Regions from separate parts of the Mus musculus genome. Here region 2 is linked to region 1. A link is a loop called in an ENCODE intact Hi-C map of the cell type or tissue named here. Cell type or tissue: heart. All regions are shown on one strand.

Region 1 (2,500 bases):
CTAGACTGTACATTTCTATATCAAACTGTGTGTTTTTGAAAGAAGGGAAGTTTAATCTTTAGTACAGATTATTAATATAACCATGAAGATGCTGAAAATAGACTTATAAAAGCTTGAAAAAATGAGTGCCAAAGTCATGACAGAGAGGAGAAAGGAGAATGTGATATTGGCCTATCTCTGGAACATATTGAGGAAGCTCTTCCTGAAATTTCAGTTTTCACACTTTGAGGTACTCTCCAAGTAAGATCCCTGCTGGAAAGGAGATTCAGAGAAAAGCCCACAATAGAAATCGTGTCTGTTTCTCTCTCTCCCATATTGCTTCATATTTTATTACTGCTTACCAAGGTTCTTGGATATAATCTTTCTATATGATGAATTATTCTAGAGTTAAGAATCATCAACTCATAGCCATTAGAAACAGATACAAGACATTTCTTTTCATGAATCTCTAGGTCTCAAAAATCTACTCATCTATAAATATCATGTCTTACTCAAAGTAAATCAAAGAAGTTTCCCATGATGTTAGGGTATATCTTAGGAATATGGGCATTCTCTACCACCAAGCTTCTTTCCATCAGTCTAAGGTCAAGCTACATACACAAAGTCTATGGTTCCAGGCTCCTTTCAAGAATCACCTGCTTTCCTTGTCCTTATCACCTACCCACAGAGTAGACAAATAGGGGAAAGATAGTGTAAGGGCTCTGGGAAGGGGAAACCCACAGGTGTGCTTGTATAGAAGCAGTGGAGGCCCTCTCCTTAGTCCCTCCTTCTCCCTGAATTGGGGTATAAAGGCAGGCTTCCATCCAGGGCTCACTAGCTTCTACCACAATGAGTGCACTCCTCTTCCTGGCCCTTGTGGGAGCTGCTGGTGAGTTCCATGCTTTCACCTAGGTCTTGCTCTTCCTTCTAGAAACTGTGAACCTTGCCACTGAGGCTGCTTTCCCATCCTATCTATACACCAATATTTTCCTTCTTCCTCCAGCAGCAGCTCTGCTTCCAATCTTCCATGCTTCTCTGTAAGCTTAAATTTCTTGTCCCTTCCACTGTAATTTATTATATGATCAGAGTCTAAAAAGGAAGGCATATTGAGGTTCTATGAAATTAACCAGCAGACCTCCTGGAGATGAAGGTAAGTGTCTTGCTGTGATACCCAGGGACTGAGGTGGGGTACAGAGTAGCCAGACCAGAGCTTTCTCCTACTGTTCTGGGGCCAGAAGCCTGGATTTTGGCTCTTAACTCTCTTTTGCTTTTCTTAAGCCAAAACCTGATGGCTTCAGGCAATGGAGTTCTTCTGTTGTGTAACAGCAGGGGATTTTAAAAAGAAACTTAGTTACTTAGGCTCTTTACTCTTTAAGGGCCCTCCTGCTGCCCTAGATGGCCTCAAAGCCTATTAACTCTTTGTGAGCCAGAAAGAATAAAAAAGTATAAGAGAAAGTCATGCACATACACACACACACACACACACACACACACACACACACACACACACAAATACATCTGGTAGATGACTTAGAATGAATGTTTTTCCTTGGTTATTAATTTGTTCCAAGCATATTTCTCTTAGTACAATTTATGAAAGTTCATTGTACTACTTTTAATGCAGCTTTACTTACTATTCTATGAAGAGGAACATATTTTATTCTTGATTTGAGCTTTATTATGTCTTTCTGGCAAAACAGCTAAAAACATCTTCTTAAACTTTCTTCCTAAGATTATTTGAATCAAATCAGTAATTCTATAAAGACATTCATAAAACTAAACAGCATTAATTCATGAAAGTTTATCTTTAAATTGATGGCAGGAAATTTGGTCAATAGGCTGAGATGATGCCCAAGAAATACAAGGCTATGAAATTATGGCAGGAAAGGCATATCAGCACTAAGGAGCATCCTGAGACAAAGTCTCTTGTGCTTATAGCTTGCAACAACACAAAATGGTGGACCACTTCCAGAAAACTCATTTGCTTGACATAACCTTTCATACAAGGCTTGTGCCAATTAATATCTTAAAATTCTTACCTTATATGTCTGGGACAAAGACTTGATATTAGGAAGGACACTTCTATTATAGATATAGACACACACACAGAGTTTTAAAATATCAAAGTGATGTTAAGACTAGTAAACATGCAGTATAATTAAAAACCAATAATCTTTGGTTATAATATCAACTAACCTGGAACCATGGGGCTTGCAGACCCTGAGTTACCAATCAGGAAATATGCTTAAGTTGGACCAACCCTATACATTTGTGCAGCTTGGTCTCTGTGGGACCCTTAACAAAGGGGACCTAGGATCAGTTTCTGAGCCCTGTCATTGTATCCCCTTCCTCACACCTGGATTACCTGGTTGGTTGTCAATGGGAGAGGATTTGCCTTGTCTTTCTGGGTCAAGAAGCCCCAGTAGGGAGGTACCCAAGGGGAGCTCCCTTTTTCTGAGGGGAAGGACACATGGCAAAGGGGAGGGATTTTTCAGGGAAGAATTGAGTAGGGAGAGGCTGT
Region 2 (2,500 bases), 65 kb after region 1:
CATGGGTGTGGGTAAGCCATTGCTGAGGTTATGAGAGCAGAAGAGCTGACCCTGTCCTGGTAACCTCAGGTGGCCTATCCAGAGCAGTGTTGGAGAGTTCACCCTGGTAGTGCAGATAATAGAAACGCTACAGGCTGACCAGATCAGCTACCACCCAGGCCCAGATCCAAGAGCTGGAAACGTCCCACCCCAAAATCCATATCATCTGTGTATAGGCTTGTGAAAGGGCCAATCTTTCTCATTCAAAGCTGTAGGATGTCCATGACACAGGGAAACAACAGGATAACTAGTAGAAGTCCCAACGAGGACCCAATATTGAAGGTGTCACAGAATCCAGACACCATGAAACAAACAAATGACTCTTTTTATTGAATATTTGCAAGTAAAGATATGTGGGCAGATGGGTAATTTTGAGGCATGCTGTGACACACAATACCTTCCACTAAAAGATATTGTACATACTCTGTTTAGATTTTTGTTTTAGGGTGTGTGCATGCGTGCGTGCATGTTTTGTGCTGAAGATTGCAAAGATAGAGGGCAGATGTGAGGGATGGGGAGATGAGTAGGACTGGGATGTATAGTATAAAACTCACAAATCAATGAAATATTTTAGAAAAAAAGAAAAAAAAATAAAACATGAAATGTTAACTATATTACAGAAAAATTAGTTACTATCTACCCAGCCATAATAATATCCTAGCAATCTGACAGCTGGTTATGCATACCCATGTGTTAAACATGGTTCAAATAGATACGAGGTCATGGTAATGCAAGTTTATGAGCCACATTGCCAGGTAAAATATAAATTTAGTATTCAAGCTCTACCAAGAAGAAAATGAAAAGCAGAGTTGGATGTTGAACTGGACAGGCAACTCTTGCTTGCTTAGCAGTAGCTTTTTAGATGCCATCTGTGGCAAATCTCACACTTCACAGGAGTTTCCATATCATTTTGGATCCTTGGGACCATATGGCAATTTTAGATCATTCCTTGGACAAAAATGAATCCAGTAATATCATCTTCCTTATTAATTAGAGATAATTTTATTTTTATTCTTTACTATACACCAGTTTTAAAAGGGTAAGTGGGGCTCCATACATAAACCATGTAGTGTATGACTGTTGTCTGAAACATCTTGTAAAGCTGTCAAACATTTTATAAATTGAACAGTACTCTATTTAGGCAATACCTATGGGCTACTTAATGAGATTCAGGGCTCAGAGGAAAGGTGTATGAGTACAAATTCTATTGTGTAGCTGGGCCAGTCATACCAGAGATGGGTACAGGAGATACTTAACAGTACTCTCATGGGTGCCTTTCCCAGTGCATTCTGGGATCCATTTGCTCTAACATTCTCCGTAAGCAACATGTCAAAACCAATCACTAGATTCTGAATTCAAATTTTGATCTTTGTAAAGCATCTCTAGAATGTTTGTTTATCTTATATATTTTAGTGAATTTCATTATGATTTTGCTTGTTCTTGTTCCTCAATAAGACTAACTAAAAATGTATGTAGATTCTATAATAAGGTTCCTCACATTAGCTCATAAAAATAAATGTAATCTAACATATCATTTCTCAATAAACTCCATCTAGGCATGTTATGTCTCAAGAAATTTCAGTGCTACAACTCTGATCTTTGTTAGAATTCATCCAGGGAGCTTTTACAGACAAGTTTACTCTTAACTAAGTTTGATATAATATTGTCACTGAAAAAAATAGAATATTAGAATCCTTGTTTATTTTTAATATTAATTTCTATTTTTAACATTGATCCATGACTCCTTGTCAATTTAGTCAACTCTTTACTGAAGGTAATTCTCAGACAGAAATCAGATTGACCATTGTTCAAGTCCTTCTTCACATCTGACCTAGACTGTACATTTCTATATCAAACTGTGTGTTTTTGAAAGAAGGGAAGTTTAATCTTTAGTACAGATTATTAATATAACCATGAAGATGCTGAAAATAGACTTATAAAAGCTTGAAAAAATGAGTGCCAAAGTCATGACAGAGAGGAGAAAGGAGAATGTGATATTGGCCTATCTCTAGAACATATTGAGGAAGCTCTTCCTGAAATTTCAGTTTTCACACTTTGAGCTACTCTCCTAGTAAGATCCCTGCTGGAAAGGAGATTCAGAGAAAAGCCCACAATACAAATCGTGTCTGTTTCTCTCTCTCCCATATTGCTTCATATTTTAATGCTGCTTACCAAGGTTCTTGGATATAATCTTTCTATATGATGAATTATTCTAGAGTTAAGAATCATCAACTCATAGCCATTAGAAACAGATACAAGACATTTCTTTTCATGAATCTCTAGGTCTCAAAAAATCTACTCATCTATAAATATCATGTCTTACTCAAAGTAAATCAAAGAAGTTTCCCATGATGTTAGGGTATATCTTAGGAATATGGGCATTCTCTACCACCAAGCTTCTTTCCATCAGTCTAAGGTCAAGCTACATACACAAAGTCTATGGTTCCAGCCTCCTTTCAAG

What was found. A loop is a pair of places that touch in the nucleus more often than their neighbours do. Peaks named below come from ENCODE experiments on the same cell type or tissue, not always from the same donor. Only the 100,000 strongest peaks of a DNase experiment are listed, where the experiment ranks them.
Region 2: it touches region 1 in a loop (9-fold over the local background); 8 of 42 quality-filtered maps call a loop at or near these places.

The regions. Positions count from the first base shown.
Region 1 is chr6:41,391,561-41,394,060 of GRCm38, forward strand. It overlaps Gm5771 (predicted gene 5771), which reads left to right and starts at 796. Exons shown (of 5, transcript NM_001038997.2): 1 at 796-868. The coding sequence starts at 829. It also overlaps Tcrb. In heart, no CTCF peak of the experiment used is centred here; no DNase peak of the experiment used is centred here.
Region 2 is chr6:41,456,244-41,458,743 of GRCm38, forward strand. It overlaps Tcrb. Among named protein-coding and RNA genes, the nearest start is that of Prss1, 1.4 kb to the right of the region's middle. In heart, no CTCF peak of the experiment used is centred here; no DNase peak of the experiment used is centred here.